2 separate regions of the Homo sapiens genome follow, and region 2 is linked to region 1. Evidence: chromatin loops called from intact Hi-C (ENCODE). Cell type or tissue: A673. All regions are shown on one strand. Links, peaks and the distances in the headings refer to the core of each region. The heading gives the core; the rest is flanking DNA. Region 1 overlaps SLC35D4 (solute carrier family 35 member D4). Region 2 has its middle 58 kb from the start of CABLES1.

Evidence for each region. Peaks named below come from ENCODE experiments on the same cell type or tissue, not always from the same donor. Only the 100,000 strongest peaks of a DNase experiment are listed, where the experiment ranks them.
Region 2: it touches region 1 in a loop (7-fold over the local background); 9 of 110 quality-filtered maps call a loop at or near these places.

What each region holds. Positions count from the first base shown.
Region 1 is chr18:23,373,062-23,383,536 of GRCh38, forward strand. SLC35D4 (solute carrier family 35 member D4) reads right to left here. Exons shown (of 15, transcript NM_032933.6): 6 at 4,585-4,610; 7 at 651-702. Among named protein-coding and RNA genes, the nearest start is that of SLC35D4, 60 kb to the right of the region's middle. RefSeq lists enhancers at 3,386-3,885, 5,093-5,222. In A673, for the core only: CTCF peaks have their summits at 5,975 (motif pointing left) and 6,179; DNase peaks (open chromatin) are centred at 4,800 and 5,940.
Region 2 is chr18:23,072,564-23,083,038 of GRCh38, forward strand. No RefSeq gene overlaps it. Among named protein-coding and RNA genes, the nearest start is that of CABLES1, 58 kb to the right of the region's middle. In A673, for the core only: a CTCF peak has its summit at 4,984; a DNase peak (open chromatin) is centred at 5,008.

The DNA.
Region 1 (10,475 bases), core at 1,069-9,068:
CCAGCACCTTGGGAGGCCGAGGCGGGCAAATCACTTGAGGTCAGGAGTTTGAGACCAGCCTGGCCAAGATGGAGAAACCTCATCTGTACTAAAAATACAAAAAATTAGCTGGGCATGGTGGTGGGCGCTTGTAATCCCAGCTACTCGGGAGGCTGAGGCAGGAGAATTGCTTGAACCCGGGAGGTGGAGGTTGCAGTGAGCTGAGATCGTGCCACTCCACTCCAGCCTGGGCAACAGGGTGAGACTCTGTCTCAAAACAAAACAAAAACAAAAACAAAAAATCACTTTGCAGGAGATGAGGCCCTTGGGAGGAGAGAAAATCAACTTTGCCTCCATGGCTGAGGCTGGGGCAATTTGGGCGTTGGCTTGCAGGTTCACCAGGCATGTACAGAGGACAGATGGCAGCCACCACAGTGCCCAGGGACCACAGCTCTGCAGGCCACGATGCCTGCAGCCCTGCGGAGAAGGCAAAGGCCTGGGGAAATGGTGTTGCCCAGGCCCAGAGCTACCCAGCCTGCAAGATTTGGAATGCTTCTGCATAGGCCAAGTTATCCTGCTTCTAAAAGGAAGGACTAGGAAATTCTGGTCATACACCCAGGCTTCAGAGAATAAAAGACACTTTGAAGGCAAATGAGTTCACTTGGACTTACCTGGGAGTCATTGAAGGGAAGGCATCCTGCTGCGGCCAGGAGGAGGAGGGCACTGTGGAGAGGGAGATAAAACACTGCAGCTTCACCTTTCAACATCAAAGGTTTCCCTAAGAGCGTGGAGGTGAAAATGCATCCTCTGGAGTTGGATGAGGCAAAGATCCTGCGAGACCAACTTGGTTCCTCTGTCCTTCCTCTGTGAACCTGACTACCTGTGTAGTTTTCAATTATGTGCTCTACTCATAAGCAGACATTTCCTTCTCTGGACCTCAGCTAGCCGTTTCCCAGAGTCAGGCATTTACAGGACATCTGCAAAACCACAGCTGGCTCACTTGAGGAAAATAGTGTGCCTGTGAAACATCTAATAAAACAAGTGTTTTTTCAACTGCAGATCCCCAAAAATATACAAGTGAAAAACTGGGGAATCAGACCACAAATATGCCTGTTTCAAAAATGAAAACACTACGGAAATTGCATTAAAATCCTTTGTGCAACCCCACAACCGAATGATCAAACTTAACACCACCAATAATGAGGCAGATCCACATTGTGTGCCTCTTGATATAAAGCTCGGAAGGACACAACATCACTTGGGTGGTATTCCTGCCAAACATGCAGAGCGTGGATTGAACCACGAGGAAACACTGAGACAAACCCAAATTTAGGACAGTTCACAAAACAACAGGCCTCCCCTATTCAAAAATGTGAAGGCAATGAAAGACAATAAAAAACTGAGGAACTGTTCTAGATTAAAGGGTACAAAAGAGATATGACATCTTTTTTTTTTTTTTTTTGAGATGGAGTTTCACTCTTGTTGCCCAGGCTGGAGTGCAATGGCACGATCTCGGCTCACCATAACCTCCGCCTCCCGGGTTCAAGCGATTCTCCTGCCTCAGCCTCCCGAGTAACTGTGATTACAGGCATGCACCACCTCACCAGGCTAATTTTGCATTTTTAGTAGAGGTGGGGTTTCTCCATGTTAGTCAGGCCGGTCTCGAACTCCCGACCTCAGGTGATCCGCCTGCCTCGGCCTCCCAAAGTGCTGGGGTTACAGGCCTGAGCCAATACACCTGGCTTAGACATGACATCTTTAGGGGAAAAAAATGTTATAAAAGATAGTATTGTGCCAGGTATGGTGGCTCATACCTGTAATCCCAGCACTTCAGGAGGCCAAGGCGGGCAGACCACTTGAGTTCAGGAGTTTGAGCCCAGCCTGGCCAATATGGTAAAACCCCTTTTCTACTAAAAGCACAAAAATTAGCCAGGCGTGGTGGCACATGCCTATAGTCCCAGCTACTCAGGAGGCTGAGGCAGGAGAATCACTTGAACCCGGGAGGCAGAGGTTTCAGTGAGCCAAGATGGCACCACTGCACTCCAGCCTGGGCAACAAAACGAGACTCCATCTCAAAAAAAAAATAAAAATAAAAATAAATAAATAAATAATAATAATAATAATATTGTGGCCAGATAATAAGTGGCAACATTTGAACATGGACTCAATATTAAATAACAGTATCATATCAGATGTTATTTTCTAAATTCAATGACTGCACTTTGGTTATCTAAGGGATGGTTGTTTTTAGGAGACACAGTATTTAGTATTTAGAAGTGGAGTCATGACCTCTACAACTTATTCTCAAATGATTCAGAAAAAATAAGAGCAAGAATAATATCTACATTATCATATATTTATGTGATATTTATGTATGTTTATGCATGTGTATACATATATACATTGAGATAGCAAGAAAGCAAATGCAAAAAATGTTACCAATGGGTGAATCTTGGTGAAGAATACATGAGAGCTCACTGTAATATTCTTGCAACTTTTCTGTAGGTTTAAACTTTTCCCCCCGTAAAATGTTTTATTAGAAAAATCTCTTATACATACTAAAATATTTACAGATGAAATGCTAGGGTGCCTGGAATAAATACTGAGCAAGGCAGTGGGTGGGGCCAGAAGCTGAAAATGGCTGAAGCTGGGAACTGGGTACACAGGACTTCATTCATTACATTATTCTGTTTACTTTGATATGTCTTTAGAAATTTTCACCGTAAAGCAATTTTTAAAAATTCTTGCTCAAAAAAGTAACACTGCCAAACACAGATATTTTCAGGAAGCTATCCTCACTCATTAGAAAGTCAATTTGGAGCTGGTTCAGTAATCCCTGGTTTACGGCCTATTCCTTCTGAGTTTCATATGCCAAAAGCTCTTGCCTCTAGCTTTCCCCACTCTCTCCTCCTAAAAGAAGGCGCCAGAAAGCATAAAACCCAAATTATCACTTAGTCTCTCTCCTCTTTCCATTTTATAGAGGCAACATATATATAGTGCCCCTTAACTACTGACTATTCCATCAGGCAGCAAACAGCAAAGGATCAAAGGCGTGAACAAAAGCACCGAATACAATGTTTTCACTTTCAGGGAACTTTGCCATATGCCATCTCCCACCAACACAGATTCTGTATTCTACATAGAGACTACATGTTTTTATATGTACACATAAACATATATATCTAACACACAACAACTTGGCATGTGTAATCTTAGTACACTGAAAACAGTGGTGCTGATCAATTCTGACAGTCCTCACTGCTGTAACCATGTGTAGATGTCACTGTACCCAATGGACCAGCACTGACCGGCTGGGCCAGAGGCAGGAGGACTGGCAGAGGGGCCCTCGGAGCTGAGGCCCCAGAGCCTTGGGAAGGTCAGGACAACATGGAGCAGCCTGAGGCTCAGGACACTTCTCTACCTCAGCCTGCCCTACTCCTATAGCCTTGCTGACTTTCAAGGCACCCCAACACACAAATGACCTAGAGAAGAATCCAAGGCAAACAGTGGGGTGAGTGGAGAAGAGACTGTCAGGGGAGCTTCTTGGGGCTGCCCAGGAACAGGCAGGTTTTGTGGTGGGAGGAGAGGAGAATCCTGATATCCTGATGGGTTTGGTGTCTACCTACAGTGAAAGGCTTTATAGAATAGAGGATGCTTCCCCATCCATGGAGAATGAGCATCAGAGATCACCCCAAACAGACAACCTCTTGGAACTGTGGAAGATGGGGGATACCCAAGGGTGAGACACCTGCCTGCCTTCCCACCCCACCTGGCCTCAAGCAGTACCTGATTACATCAGGTATCATGAGCTTTACCGCCTCTCTTTGACACCTGCTAGTCTCCTTTTAAACAGGAGGATAGTCTTGAAGTTTGGTTTTGTCTTGTTCTTTCAAGGTGCAACCTGTAATAAAGGAATAAAAGGAGGGTGGGGGATTGGATGAAAGCCCAGAAATATCTGCAGTAGAAATCCTAAATCCATCTATCAAAGCACCTCTGTTGGTTTTCTGTCTCCAGGACTGAGCTGCTTGGCCTGCAGAGGAAGCGGGAAGCAGTCAGATGCAAGGCACCCAGGTTAGAATTCAAATGCTGCAGGCACCGGGGTCTGCATGACAGGACGGCCCAGTTTACGCTGTAGCTGAGGAAACTGAGGCAAAGAGGACGAGGAAAGCTGCCCACAATCACCCTGCTATGGCCCAGGACTGCAGTTCAGATCCCAGGACTTCCAGGCTGGTGCTTTTTCCACCACGGAAAATATTAAAGACTAAATAAACTACAAACATTACTTTTAAATTTTTAAGTCATTTCCATGTTTTTCATTTTCATTCTCCATCAGTATTACACAACTGTTAGTAAAGTTTTGGGCATCAATGACTGAAATCTAGCACAGGTTGGTTCTGGTGTTTTCTCTTTTGGAATAAAATATTTCAGAAAGAAAAGAAAAACACAAGAAATTTTAGACTAAGACACAAATTAGGGATATATGAATGTTTATAATAAATTCTTCTGCCACCTCTTAGAGTATGAATCTTGAACAGTTTATCATTCAAGTTAAAAATAGGTTAAATCTTATATTATGGCTTTTTGGGGGGAGGGCAGTAAACTTACCTACAGATCTTTGCAGGAGATGTTTTCTGCATAAAAGTAAAGAAACATACAATTAGACTTTTAAAACTTTTTAAATTCCTCTTAAAAGGAAACATTTTGATCAAGAGGCAAATAAATTATGAGTAGATTTATCAAGAGCTTAACAGCTTGCTGCACTTTAGTATTTATTGAGGCTTTTTCTGCTTGGGCCAAATGAAGGATGACTCAGAATTCCAGAGTTGAGTCACTTCAGCAAAGTACTTTCACCATTAGAATGATGTTTACTCGTGAAAGATAAAATGACGCTGGGGCTGTGTCTTCAAAAATCTTACATGCTAAGAAGAGGAGAGAGAAAGAAATAGATGTAACCTGTATTTTAAAAAGCAATTAAGCTCTTGTTCTATCTATCCATTTATCTATCTATCTAGTATCACTCTGTTGCCCTGGCTGGAGTGCAATGACATGGTCACTGCAGCCTCAAACTCCTGGGCTCAAGCAATCCTCCCACCTCAGCCTCCTGAGTAGCTAGGACTACAGGCATGAGCCACCATGTATGGCTACTCTTTCTTTCTTTCTTTTTTTTTTTTTCATTTTTGTAGCAGCAGGATCTCACTATGTTGCTCAGTGGTATTGAATTCCTGGCCTCAAGCGATTCTCCTGCCTCAGCCTCCTAAAGCACTGGGATTACAGGCGTGAGCCACTGCACCCAACCTCAACTTCTATTTTAGTTCTGTCTCTTTAAATATTCCATTCACTAATCCAGCTGACTCAGAGCAGTCCTATAAACTATCTGGTGTGATATGAAAATTAAAAAACAGAAAAAAGGAGAAGGGACATTTTACTCCATCCCGAGAGACAAGGGAAAAAAAGGCAGACTGGAGGAATATAAACTTGGCATTTAAATTACCTGTAATGAAGACATTCTGATTTGGACTCACCCTTATAATTCCTTTTGATGAGTCAGTTTAATGAAATCAGACTTTTGTACTGAGAACTCATTTGTACATGTTAGCAGAGAGTAACATGTTAGCAGAGGGTGACACAGATTTTTCTTCTATATTTGATAGAGGAAATGAACAGGTACAATTAAACTTTTGATTAATTCTAAACATTTCAGAAGGATTATTCTGCTAGCTGGGAACAAACTACAATTTTTGATGCTAGTTCAGGCAGTGTGAAGTATGAACATATTGTTTAGACGTGAAGCGCTGACAAGAGAAACATGTGGCTTACTACAAAGGCTACCTTAAGTTTTCATGTGTGCCTAAATAATAAAGTTTCCCCTGTTTTAATGAACAGATTCTATTTTTGCAACTTTAGACTCTAATCTTGATCTTTGTCCAACCCTGCCTCTGCAGAGCACAGGACGCGAGGCCAACCGTGCTGTACTGCCATCTGCTGGGAAGTTAGCCCTCAAGAGCTGAAAGGAGGAGGGCAAAGGTGATCTGGCTCACACCTGCGTAACTGCCCCCGGTATGATAAATGTGTTACTCAAAAATTCTTTTTTTTTTTTTTTTGAGCCAGAGTCTTGCTCTGTTGCCCAGGATGGAGTGCGGTGGCGTGATCTTGGCTCACTGCAACCTCTGCCTCCTGGGTTCAAGCGATTCTCCTGTCTCAGCCTCCCAAGTAGCTGGGATTACAGGTGTGTGCCACCATGCCCAGCTAATTTTTGTATTTTTAGTAGAGATGGGGTTTCACCATGTTGGCCAGGCTGGTCTTGAACTCATGGCCTCAAGTGATCTGCCTGCCTTTGCCCCCCAAAGTGTTGGGATTACTGGCTTGAACCACCATGCCCAGCAGTTACTCAAAATAGAGCTAAATGTAACCAAAACCTCAACAGCCTAGTGTAAGAGCAGAAATTGAGAGGAGGGACTAAAGGGATGCTCTTCCACTTCTGTGAATAGCATGTTCACCCAGTAACTTCCAGGGCTAATGTTTCAGGCCAAAAGAAAAGGCCCCTTCCATGGAGGGGAGTAAAAGAGCACACAGATCCTGGGATACAGAGAGTAAAAACAGGCAATATGTTCATTACTTAGCTCCATCTCCCAGGGCTCTGGATATGACTGAGTTCATGGCAGTCATTTTCCTTTTCAGGATACTCAGTCCAAAATAACCTAGCAACAAGTCCTACTGAGGTCTCAGGGTTCTAAATGGGTTATTATAACTCCTCAAAAGTCATGCTGCCAAAGGGCTAGGGGTGGTGGCTCATGCCTGTAATCCCAGCACTTGGGGAGGCCGAGGAGGGCAGATCACTTGAGGTCAGGTGTTCAAGACCAGCCTGGACAACATGGCGAAACCCCGTCTCTACTAAAAATATCAAAAATTAGCCAGGTGTGGTGGCGCACACCTGTAATCTCAGCTACTCGGGAGGCTGAGGCAGGAGAATCGCTTAGAACCGGGAGGCGGAGATTGCAGTGAACTGAGATCACGCCACCGCACTCCAGCCTGGGCGACAGGGTGAGGCGGTCTCAAAAACAAAACAAAAAAAAGAAGTCATGCTGCCAAAATTAACAATAAATAGCTGACATTCCTCTGGGTTAGCTAACTGAACTGTGAGGGCTACTCACACTGCCAGGTGCTGTTCTAAGGGCTCTGCATGTACTGAATCCTTTAATCATGGGGTAATTAACAGTCATTGGTTCTATGTTAGAGAGGAGAGCACTTGAGGCACTGAGGAATGAGGGAAGCTGCCCATCACCTGCCTGCCAGTCCTGCGGTGTCACCCCTGCTGGCACCCTTAGCCACCACTTGATGCTCCCTCTGCCTGCCTGACAAGGAGAGCCCTTTCTCCTTATCAAACTGGAAAGTCCCTTCCCATCCTGCCTGACTCAGCTCAAATCTATCCACCAGGGAAGCTTTCCTTGCTCCTCCCATGCCGAATTACTGGAGCTCACCCGCTGGCCCACCCATACCCTGTGCCAGCCCGAGTGTACAGGCCAGCCCCTCCATCCAACTCTGCGTTAAGGCTAAGAAATGCGTCTCCTACGTCTCTGCAGCTTTAGGCCTAGCAACATGTTTGACATTTCATAGGTACTTGATAAATCCTGAACAAATGAATAAACAAACAGGAGTATTCTAATATTAAACTATAATAAATAATTCTGCAAGGTAGTTAGATTAATTCCTCGAGCCACGTATTGCCTTACAGTCAAACTGTGTGTGTGTGTGTGTATGTGTGCATGAGTGTGTGTGTGTGTGCATGAATACACAAAGGCCTTGTTGTGGATGGTGAAAATGAACTCTACAGCTCCAGATAGTTTATTTTCATAATCTGAGAATGAAGTCACAAGGAGGTCAACTTTTACTCTCCAAAAATGATTCTAGTAAAATCTACACATAGTAGACAAAATAGCCCTCATGGTAACATTTAACAGTCTGTGAGGTGGCGTGCAAGTGTGTTCCTTATGATAAGGGATGACTTCATCAAGGCTCCTAGCTGTATCATCAGAAATGTAAGTCTCATCAAGAACATATTACAGCAGCATCATAGAGCAGATTTTAACGCTAAATTGCTAAAAACCACCTACAATTCTACAAATAGGGAACAGCCAACTCATGCTTCAACCAATGTGGAATGATAGCCTTAATAGGGATTCCTGACAAACTGTTAAATGGAAAAACAGGATGTTTCTTACCGTTCGTGTAAATACATCTATATATGTGCATGGGAAAAAAGTCTGAAAGAATAGAGTGGTTTCCTCAGGGAAGTAGAAACAGTTGATTTTTGGGTTTTTAGAGTCAGGGTCTCACTGTTGCTCAGGCTGAGGTGCAGTGGCACAATCATGGCTCACTGCAGCCTCGAACTCCTGGCCTCAAGTGATCCTCCTGCCTTGGCCTCCCAAAGCTTTTTGATTACAGGCATGAGCAACTGTGCCCGGCCTCCATCTGTATTTTCTACAACATCTTAAATCTTCTTAGATTTATAAAGGAAAGAAAGGTTTGTTTTAATAACAACAACAACAACAACAACAACAAATTACCCACTCACTTTTTTTCTAGTTTGCCCTGACAAGAAATGATGTTTTGTGTTAGTGATGAAATGGAGTCGAAGATGCAAACACTTATGGTGTTCATTCAGTTATTTCCAAGGACAGGGCCTCTCAGCCAGACATCTGCCCTCATCTCTAGAATGGAAGAGGTCCCCTGCTAGAGGGAAACATCCCTGAAGGACTTTCTAACCCTCAGTCCTACCGTCACCCTCATCTACAGGCTCTGGCCTGCTCATCAGGAAGCAAAACCCTGTGGAGATGCCTTGATCTTATCCAGGTAAATCTTCATTTCTAAATTCATAAGAAAGTAAATCTTCCTTTCTAAATTCATAAGAAAGTATCCCAGCCAGGTGCAGTGGCTCATGCCTGTAATCCCAGCACTTTGGGAGGCTGAGGTGGGCGGATCATGAGGTCAGGAGTTCAAGACCAGTCTGGCTAACATGGTGAAACCCCCATCTCTACTAAAAATACAAAAAATTAGCTGGGCATGGTGGCGGGCACCTGTAATCCCAGCTACTCGGGAGGCTGAGGCAGGAGAATCGCTTGAACCCGGGCAGCGTAGGTTACAGTGAGCCAAGATCACACCACTGCACTCCAGCCCAGGTGACAGTGTGAGACTCAGTCTCAAAAAAAAAAAAAAAAAAAGAAAGAAAGGATCCCTTTGGAGAATATGAGTTTTTTTTTTTAATTTGGACAGGTCAGGTTCCCAGAGCTAAGCCACTCTCAGGGAAGTTCTGCTCCTGAATCTCAGTGACCATTTAGTGACTCTTTAGCTCAGTCCCAGTTCTGGAGGCTGAGCCCAGAGCTCTGAGGAGAACCACCACGTGGTTCCTGCCATTGGAAGACTCAGGGAAGCAGGCCTGAGACACGGGGAAAATCATGCTGTATCTCACTGATCCTAAGACACCAATGATTGTAAAACTTCCACTTATTTTATGTATTAGGGAGAAAGAAAAAAAAATTACACCATGACACATCATTGATTGTAAGAGCCTTCCTACTGTAGATATTCAATTAAAATGTGAAAGAAAAGAAGCACATGTTAGAACTGACGGACTATGGAAACTGCACGATGGTGTTGTAAGTAAAATGTCAGAGAAAGGTGTCCATCCAGGGAACCCTCCAACTGCACAGAGATCAGCCCAAGTGCCGAGAGGCCTCCACCTCCCAGCTTTGGCCGTGGGACTGCCAAATAGAAAATGACAACTGTCTAAGCCCAGGGCTGCTCACTCCAGGCCCTGCCTAAGGGCTCAGGGGATCGAGCTCTTTTTCCTCAGTCCCAGCAAGGCAGCCTGGAGAAGATGAGGACTGAACTAGGGCGGCAGCAGCTGTGAGGGTAGAGGAGGCACAGACTTGGTAATAGGCTGGATGTGGTGGGGAGGGGATACTGGGGAGTCCAAGGGGCCTCCAGGGTTTCTGACTTCGGTGATGATGACCAGGATTGGGGCTACCAAGTGAGAAGCAGGTCTGGAGAAACAGATCAGTTCCATTTCAGATGTCCGGGGAGAACCATAGGACAGCAAGCCCCAGGGCTCTGCAGGGGAGCTGAGCTCAGCAGGAGGTATGGGCTGGAGATGGAGATTTGGGGGTCCTCTGTGAGCAGCAGGTGGCTGGCACAATGGGTGTGGATGAGATTTTCCAGAAAGTATGTGGCATGAGGACAGAGGCTCCTAAGAAACAGCCCAGGGAAACCCTGAAGAGGCAGACAAAGGAAAAGGAAGAGAAAGATGGATGAAGGAAAAGCCCAAGACACAGGAAGGGAACCAAGCAGGGAGGGGGCATGAAGGCCACGGGGGCCTGGAGAGGCCAGAGGAGAAAGCGGGGGGAATGGTGGAAACAGACACGATGAGTCGCACAGACGAAGCCACCAGTGCCTTCAGCCAGGACAGTTTCAGGGGAACGGCGGGGGCAGAAGCAGGAGCA
Region 2 (10,475 bases), core at 1,286-9,285, 300 kb before region 1:
CAAATATAATAGGTACTTTGGGGAGGCCAAGGCAGGCGGATCTCTTGAGGCCAGGAGTTTGAGACCAACTTGGGCAACATGGCAAGACTCTGTCTCTATGGAAATTTTTAAAAATTAAAAATTAGACAGGCATAATGGCACATGCCTGTAGTCCTAGCTACTCAGGAGGCCAAGGCAGGAGGATCATTTGAGTTCAGGAGTTCAATCCTGCAGTGAGCTATGATCAGACCACTGCACTCCATCCTGGGAAACAGGGCGAGATCCTGACTCAAAATATACTATACACAGACACAACACACGCACACACACACACACACATACACACACGTAAAGTAGGTACCTAATAAATATTAGTTTCCTTCCTTTCTGCTATTTATACTCTGGGCAAAACACAGAATCCTTAGAGAAGTCCTCTACACTTTTTTTTTCCTCCAATGTACATTATTTTATCCTCCAAGTAAGATTATCTAATAATAATACTAAGACCTAGCCAGATGCAGTGGTTCACGCCTGTAATTCCAGCACTTTCGGGGGCTGAGGTGGGAGGATGGCTTGAGCTCAGGTGTTTGAGACCAGCCTGGGCAACATGCTGAAACCTTGCCTCTACAAAAATAGAAAACTGAGCCGGGTGAGGTGGTGCACACCTGTAGACCCAGCTACTGAGGGAGACGGGTTGGGGGCTGAGGTGGGAGGATCACTTGAACCCAGGAAGCGGAGGTTGCAGTGAGCTGAGATCGTACCACTGCACTCCAGCCTGGGCAACAGAGCAAAATTCTGTCTCAGAAAAAAAAAAAAACCCTAAGACCTAACATTTCCCAGGTACTTACCATGTGCTAGGAACTATTCAGTACGTATATATTTGTATATTTAATAATTTAATGCTCACAACTCAGTGAGGCTGGGTTTCCCAAATAAGGAAATGAAGGTGCAGAGAAGTGAAGAAATATGTCAAGGTCACACAGCCAGTAGATGAGGGAGCTAGGATTTGAACCTGGGCACCCTGGCTTGAGTCCACACTCTGAACCAATAGAAACCAGTACATCAGAGATCACATAGTTCAGCCCCTGTGGATGATACATTTGCTGAGCTACCTCTCTTTCCCAACCTTTCTTTTTGTTTTCTTATCTCCTCTCATCTCTTCTTTTCTTCTCAGTTGAGGAAACTGAAAGCCACGTTGGACAATGTTAGGTGACATGCTCAGAATGACATAGCTACTTCTGGCATTTATTCTGACTCCTATCCCAGGCCTTTTCCATGGCAGCATGGACCAATATGAAGGCAAATGGCTAAAATTAATTTTTTTAAGTAAATATTTTATATTATCTTATCCTCCTAGTTGTAATAATCATTTGAAGGTATCAGATCTGATAACAAAATATTTACATTAGATACCATAGTGTTTCTTTTTGTTTAATTAATACCAATTTGAAATGTGTTCTTTGTTTTTGCTAGTGTTGTTTGAATTTCTGCCCCCATAAATATTTGTGCCGTTGTCTTAGTTTCAATTAGCATTTGGTGTTTTCCTTGGACTGGTTTTTGTGATGGGATGGGGGTGGAGTATTCACAGCCTGATATGCCTTCTGTGAAACTCTGCATCCCGAAACCACATAGCGCAGTGCAGGAGACGACATCGATGTACAGTCAAAACAAGACTGGGAGTGCCCTGTGAGCCAGGCAGTGCTGCGTCTCAGCTGCAGAGTGACCCTGAAGCTCAGGACACCCGGAGGCAGTCATCACACGGAGGAACACTGAAAAAACAAGCCCTCCCCTGAACCTTCCAGAACTTTGCTCTGAACTGACACAAGGTGACCACCATCCAGAACCTAATTCCAGGGAAGAACACTTTTATGAGAGTCAACAGGTGTCATTGAGAAATCTGGATATAAGTTCATAGAGGGTGGTGGAGGAGAGAAATAAGACATTGTAAACCAAAGGCCCTTGCAGATAGAAGGATTTCCAAGTGCTCCTATATGTCAATGAACTCCTTTGAGTTTTTATTTCCCCATCTGTAAAATGGGACTACTAATACTCATCCTGATGATCACCAGGGACCAAATGAGGAAGTTATGTAAATGAGATCAGTTTAAAAACTATAAAGTGCTCTGGGAATACGACTGCTATTCTGTAATACATGTATGTATGTACTGTATGTATGAAGTGGAGTTTCAGCAGCATGACATGGACAACAGTGATTTCCACTAAAACACATGAGAAAGAATATACAATTCATGATAAATTTCAAGTGACTGTTGCATTTATTTTTATTATTTTTGGTTTTTAAAGACAGGGTCTCTCTGTTGCCCAGGCTGGAGTGTGGTGGCTATTCACAGGTGGGTCATGGTTGTAGCACACTACAGCATCAAACTTCTAGGCTCAAGTGATGCCCCACCTCAGCCTCCATAGCTGGGACTACAGGCAAACTCTATCACACCGAGCTAGTTATTGCATTTTTTTTTTTTTTTTGAGACAGAGTCTCACTCTGTTGCCAGGCTGGAGTGCAGTGGCGCAATCTCAGCTCACTGCAACCTCTGCCTCCTGGGTTCAAGCGATTCTCGTGCCTCAGCCTCCCAAGTAGCTGGGATTACAGGCGTGCGCCACCACATCCAGCTAGTTTTTGTATTTTTAGTACAGATGGGGTTTCACCATGTTGCCCAGGCTGGTCTCAATCTCCTGATCTCGTGATCTGCCCGCCTTTGCCTCCCAAAGTGCTGGGATTATAGGCATGAGCTACCGCTCCTGGCCGCTACTGCATTTTTAAACCTGGGTCAAGCAAGACAGCTTTGCAAACATAACAAAATAACAACAATACAGTCCCGTAGTGTTAGATAGGGATTTTGCACGGGCACTGAGCCTTCCAGACAAACTCAAGGCTGGTGAGGCAGGTGATACCTACAGCCTGGAGGAGCCAACTCCTCTACGCATGCTACACACACAGGGGTGCCGTTTCTGGGCTGCAGCTCCAGGCTGGGGAGAGTTCCTCGCATGGATAAATGTTAGAGACAGTGTCTTACAAAAATGAAAAACGAAGTCAAGTTTTCTTCGCAGCTTCTATACATGTACCCAATGAAAATCAGAAAACCACAATTCTAATTCTTAGGCCGGGCGCGCTGGCTCATGCCTGTAATCTCAGCACTTTGGGAGGCCAAGGCAGGTGGATCACCTGAGGTCAGGAGTTCGAGACCAGCCTGACCAACATGGAGAAACCCCTGTCTCTACTAAAAATACAAAATGGGCCAGGCGCAGTGGCTCACGCCTGTAATCCCAGCACTTTGGGAGGCCAAGACAGGTGGATCACGAGGTCAGGAGATTGAGACCATCCTGGCTAACATGGTGAAACCCCATCTCTACAAAAACTACAAAAATTAGATGGGCGTGGTGGTGGGTGCCTGTAGTCCCAGCTACTCGGGAGGCTGAGGCAGGAGAATGGCGTGAACCCAGGAGGCAGAGCTTGCAGTGAGCCAAGATCACACCACTGCACTCCAGGCTGGGTGACAGGGTGAGACTCCGTCTCAAAAAAAAAAAAAAGAAAAACACAGTTCTAATTCTTATTGATACTCTTTTGTCTCAGAATGATAGAACGGAGAAAAAGTAGAGGTTTTTTTTTTTGAGACACAGTCTCACTCTGCAGCCCAGCCTGAAGTGCAGTGGCAGGATCACTGCAGACTCAACCTCCTGAGCTCAAGCAATGCTCCTACCTCAGTCCCCCAAGTAACTGGGACTATAGACACACACCACCACACCTGGCTACTTTTTTTCATTTTTTGTAGAGACAGGGTTTCACTTTGCTGCCCAGACTGTGTCTCAAGCTCCCGGTTTCAAGCAATCGTCCCACCTCAGTCTCCCAAATTGCTGAGATTACAGGTGTGAGCCACGGTGCCTGGCCAAAAGTAGGATTTTATAGTGATATTCCACAATCCTTCATCAAGTCTCATCCAAATCAATCTGTTTCTTCAAGATTTCACAAAATCATCAAATGCTGGGGCTGCAAAGGATTTTAAGTGTTATGTTCTAGTCGTTCACCAGAGATTCAGTTTCATCCCTACAGCGTCAAGGCTAAAAACTCTTGTGTTGGGATTTGACCACCTGAAATCATATCCTGGCTCTACCATTTCCTGGATGTAGGACTCTGAGAAATTTAAACTATCTCCAAGTCCCAGTTTCCTCATCTATAAAATGGAAACAATAATAATATCTACCTCAGGCTTGCTGTAATGAAGAAATGAAATAACGTACCCTAACGTCATGTCCAGCACCCAGCAACTGGCCAGTTAGTGTTCACTATTACTGTCAATTTTAGAAACGTTAGATACAAAGCACAAAATACTCTGCAGCACCATTAAGCCAAGGCGTCCCATTGGAGACTCTGGCAGTCTGTGCCTGCCAATAGCTAACTCCATTTTTTTTTTTTTTTTTTTTGAGACGGAGTCTCGCTCTGTCACCCAGGCTGGAGTGCAGAGGCGCGATCTCGGCTCACTGCAAGCCCCGCCTCCTGGGTTCACACCATTCTCCTGCCTCAGCCTCCCGAGTAGCTGGGACCACAGGCCCCCGCCACCACGTCTGGCTAATTTTTTGTATTTTTCGTAGAGACGAGGTTTCACCATGTTAGCCAGGATGGTCTCGATCTCCTGACCTCATGATCTGCCCACCTCAGCCTCCCAAAGTGCTGGGATTACAGGCTTGAGCCACCGTGCCCGGCCGCCACTAGCTAACTCTTGATCTGTAAAGCTAATTAACTGAGTATTTATCAGAGTGGGGAAAGAAAAAGGAATTTGAAGGGAGTGACAATAAAATTAATTTAAATATCGTAAATCCAATTCAGTAAATCCTTTCACTCAAGAGAAGTGAAGGCAGTGTTTCCAGGACACAGACAGGTATGCTTTGTGCACATGTGCTTCCCACTCCAGAAAGCAAGCCTGGCGTCCATGATCTTATGGTGTGTGGAGGGGATATCAACAAACTGGCTGCTCAGGAGCAGGGACCATTCCCAGCCTGGCATGTGTGTAAGTGAGAAAAGCAGGGGGCACCAGAGTCACAGGTTAAAAAAGTGGTTCAGCTTCCTGGAGCACTACTCTTCTGAAACAGAACGTAAATATTTGCATGCATTTTTTCAGACAAAATACACTACTTCAAAGAACTTTCTGGCATGCCATATTCCATCTCTAGCTGGGCCTCCAGTTCCGCAGGGACTGTATACTCTGTTCTGCCAAGGAGGGCTCTGGGGGAAGAGCTGGTGGTGCCCTGGAGTAGGAGAAAGATCACTGGACCAGGAGGCAGCGCGGGGAATGGCTGAGGTCTAGGTTCCATCCCCTCTGCTCCTCTAACCCCTTCTACTGTCACTAAAGGCACTATCTCAGCTCCTGCACTTAGCATGGCTTCCCTAAGTTACCCCAGCAGCCACCCAAGAAGGTGGCTAAGAAAGAAGCACTTCCTTCTTTCACGTAGAGTGATCTTTTGAAACCAAATTGACTCAGGCTAGAAACCTTCCATGAGTCCCTCTGGCTTCTGGAGTAAAGTCCCTGGCACAAGGCCCCTCACAGCCCAACTCCCAATGAAGGCTTTGCTATTCCACCACTCCCCATGCACCCCACATCCCTCAGCTCCCTCCCTGTTCTCCTCGCTTTTCCTGGTGCAGCTCCATCTGCCTTGTTCCCCAGTCCACTCCACCCAGGGAACCTTGGCTCACCCCTTGAGACCTCATTCATAGCCCTCCCGAGTAGGATGTGTTCCATCTCAACAAAGCAAGGTCCCCACGTTAACTGGCAGCCCTGGTTATCAGTGCGTGCTGACTGCAATTGTGTTTATTCCCTTTTCTTTTTCTTTTCCTTTTTTTTTTTTTGAGATGGAGTTTTACTCTTGTTGCCCAGGCTGGAGTGCAATGGCGTGATCTCGGCTCACCGCAATCTCCGCCTCCCGGGTTCAAGCGATTCTCCTGCCTCAGCCTCCCAAATAGTTGGGATTGCAGGCATGCACCACCATGCACGGCTAGTTTTGTATTTTTAGTAGAGATGGGGTTTCTCCATGTTGGTCAGGCTGGTCTCGAACTCCTGACCTCAGGTGATCCACCTGCCTTGGCCTCCCAAAGTGTTGGGATTACAGGCGTGAGCCACCACGCCTGGCCGTTATTCCCTTTTCTAGTTGGCAGAGAAAACCTCAAGAAGCTCTTTTGAAACTAAATCTCAGCAGATTTTTATTTCCAAACAGAATTAAAACAGGAAGTGAGAGTCAAAGTGTGCTCCACTGTGACAAAAGTCACATTAGGAAATCAAAGTGTCCTCATCTCTTAGGAAGCTCAGGTCTCCTTAGGGGCACAGTGAAATTCCCAGGCTTCCATCTGAGAGTCTATGGAAACTCACTTCAAGAGGTTCTCACTGGTGTTTGATTTTACTCCGAGGCAGGGCAAAATGTTTCATGGTTTTGAACGTGAAGAAAGTTCCTGCAGAGGCAAAGTCAGACAGGGTCAACTGCAGGGGCTGCAGAGAGCCAGGCTGGGGGCCAGCTAGAGTTAGAAGAGACTTCAGTGTTTCCTTCAATTAAAAAAAAAAAAAAAAGCCCTTTTGTAGAGGAAGTCCTGTGTCTCCAAGCAAGTTCTAACTTCACTAAAAAAAGCTTAGCTAAGCTCCGCCAACTGATTCGGTCTTTTTCCACAGAGAGGGAGAAGAGGGATGGCTGTTTTCTCTCAACTCCAGAGGAGAGTGAGTGAGGAATGAATTGTTTGTCTTCCACATAGCAAACCAAACTGGAGTCATTTTTACCCGAATGTATCAGTGGAAACCAAACTGGCGTCACTACAAAATTCCCAAGTCTCTTGCTGCTTCTGGGTTTATTCCTTGTTGTCAATGTTGTTTATTTTGTTCTTCCCACAAGTTGCAATGAATAATGTTGAATAAATGAATGAATAATGAATAATAAGAATGAATAATAAGTGAATGAATGAACACAAAACAGAAACTAACAAACTATCCAGGAAGCACAGAGATGTGTCATAGCCAGCAGAGAAAGGCTAAAAGACCTCAAGTTGTTTTCTGCCATTCTTACAAAGATGCTAATTATTATTATTATTATTTTTGAGATGGAGTCTTGACCCGTCACTCAGGCTAGAGTGCAGTGGGGCGATCTCGGCTCACTGCAAGCTCTGCCTCCCGGGTTCACGCCATTCTCCTACCTCGGCCTCCTGAGTAGCTGGGACTACAGGCACCCGCCACCACTCCTGGCTAATTTTTTGTATTTTTAGTAGAGACGGGGTTTCACCGTGTTAGCCAGGATGGTCTCGATCTCCTGACCTCGTGATCCACCTACCTCGGCCTCCCAGAGTGCTAGGATTACAGGCGTGAGCCACCACAACCGGCCGATGCTAATATTTTATCCGAACTCTACTTACAGCTCAAATTTTCGTTTTGTCATTCATCATTTATCTATTCATCTGGTACTTACTGAGTTGTTATATGTGAGGCATTGCATTAAAAGTCACCCAGGCTGGGTGCAGTGGCTCACGCCTGTAATCCCAGTATTTTGTGAGGCCAAGGCAGGAGGATCACGAGATCAGGAGATCGAGACCATCCTGGCTAACACAGTGAAACTCCATCTCTACTGAAAATACAAAAAATTAGCTGGGCGTGGTGGCGGGTGCCTGTAGTCCCAGCTACTCGGGAGGCTGAAGCAGGAGAATGGCGTGAACCCGGGAAGTGGAGCTTGCAGTGAGCCGAGATGGTGCCACTGCACTCCAGCCTGGGTGACAGAGTAATACTCCATCTCAAAAATAAAAAGAAAAAAGTAATCAGATATATAAAAAAACTTGGAATAAACAAAAAAAAATTACTGGTGTCTCCAGTGGAAAACAATGTGTTGCTTAGAGCACACTGTTCTAGATTATTTAATTTCAGCTATTTATTGTCTTTGAGCTATTTTATAACTTTTTTTTTGAGACAGGATCTCGCTCTATCACTCAGGCTACAGCGCTGTGGTGCAAACACAGCTCACAGCAGCCTCCACCTTCCAGGCTCTGGTAGATCGTCTCGCCTCTGCCTCCTGAGTAGCTGGGACTACAGGCGTGTGCCACAATGCCTGGCTAATTTTTACATTTTTCATAGAGATGGGGTCTTGCTGTGTTGCCCAGGCTTGTCTCAAACTCCTGGGCTCAAGCAGTCCCCCACCTTGAGCCCACCAAAGTACTGGGATTACAGGCATAAGCCACCTTGTCCAGCCTATTTTAACTTTTAAGTTGTCAAATACTGATAGCAATGCAAAATAATTCTTGTCTCTAGACGTAAATTCTGTTTGGTGGTGGTTGAATTGACTCCCTCTGCTCATACCCATTAATCTCCCCCACCTCAACCTGCCTTTGGAAAGAGCGAAGTTCACATCTATTTATAAATTTATTTCAACATTTATTTTATTTTATTTTGTTTTTGAGATGGAGTCTCACTCTGTCACCCAGACTGGAGTATAGTGGTGCAATCTCGGCTCACTGCAACCTCTACCTCCTGGGTTCAAGCAATTCTCCTGCCTCAGCCTCCCAAATAGCTGGGATTACAGGCACCCACTACCGTGCCTGGCTAATTTTTATATTTTTAGTAGAGATGGGGTTCCACCATGTTGGCCAGGCTGGTCTCAAACTCCTGACCTCAAGTGATCTGCCCACCTCGGCCTCCCAGTGTTCTGGGATTACAGGCATGAGCCCCACACCCGGCCTCAACATTTCTTTATTCCACATCAGTATGTGGTTCTTTGCTTTCTCCTTTAAATGATCATAACATCTGCCTGGTTCCTGTCTCATAATGAGGTAAATAAAATCTTTAACATGTGTTCATTGTATATCTATGTGAGAGTCATGATTTTACCTTTTCAGAAAACTTCCTTTAACAAAGGTAGCAATCTTTTCAAGTACTGTTCATGTTTCTGAGTCTTAAGAAATGATTGCCGGGTGCGGTGGCTCATGCCTGTAATCCCGGCACTTTGAGAGGTGGAGGCGGGCAGATCACAAGGTCAGGAGTTCGAGACCAGCCTGGCCAACATGGTGAAACTCCCGTCTCTAATAAAAATACAAAAATTAGCTGGGTGTGGTGGCACGTGCCTGTAACCCCAGCTACTGGGGAGGCTGAGGCAGGAGAATCGCTTGAACCTAGGAGGTGGAGGTTGCAGTGAGCCGAGATTGTGCCGCTGCATTCCAGCCTAGGGGACAGAGTGAGACTCCGTCTCAAAAAAAAAAAAAGGGAAATGATTATCTCCTGCCCAAGGTTATGAAGATATTTTAATGCACGTGCTTCTAGGCCTTTTAAAGTTTTGCTTTTAGCCAGGTGAAGTGGCTCATGCCTGTAAGCCCAGCACTCTAAGGGGCTGAGGCAGGAGGATTACTTGAGTCCAGGAGTTCAAGACAAGCCTAAACTTGGCAAAACCCCATCTCTACAAAAAAATACAAAAATTATCTGAGTGTGGTGGTGTGCATCTGTCATCCCAGCTATTATACTTGGGAGGCTCAGGTGGGAGGATCATCTGAGCCTGGGGAGACTGAAGCTGCAGTGAGTTGTGTTTGCACCACTGCACCGTAGCCTGGCCAACAGAAGAGACCCCGTCTCAAAAAATATATAAATAATAAAGTTTTGCTTTTATTATTCAAGTAATGTGGAATAGATGTTTGTTTATGGTATGAAACAGGGATGAAATTTAATTTTTTTCCCCGTAGAGGGCCAGTTTTCCCAGGCACCATTTATTAACCCCTTTCCCCACTTCATTGGTAATTCTGCCTCTGTCATGTGTCAAGATTCCTTTATGCATAAGTCTGTTTCAATGGGCCCCATTCTGTTCCAGAGGTCTACTTTTCCATTTCTATACCAATATCATATTGCTATAATTCCTGTAGCTTTATAAGAAATTCTAATATCTGGGTAAGCCTCCTGCCATGTACTTTATAATTAAAATTACCATGACTGGCTGGGCATGGTGACTCACACCTGTAATCCTAGCACTTTGGGAGGCCAAGGTGGGAGGATCACTTGAGGCCAGGAGTTCCAGACCAGCCTCGGACAACATGGTGAGACCCCTGTCTCTACAGAAAAAAAAAAAAATTAGCTGGGTGTGGTGGTGCATGCCTGTAGTCCTAGCCACTCAGGAGGCTGAGACAGAAGGATTGCTTGAACCAAGGAGTTTGAGGCTGCAGTGAGTTATGATTACACCAGTGCACCCCAGCCAGGGGAACAGAGCGAGACCCTGTTTCTAAATTAATTAATTAATTATGTAAAATAAAATTACCATGGCTATCATTGGCCCTTTACTTATCTGCATAACTTTTAGAATTAGCGTATGAAGATTGTCATAATACTCATTAGAATTTTCACGTAAATGTTATTGGATTCGCAGATGACTTTGGGAAGGATTGACTTCTTTAGGATTTCTTGGCTTTTTATCCACAAACATGATAAATATTTCCATTTGTTTAGATTTCTGAAAATATATTTTTTCATAGAGCTTTATAATTTTCT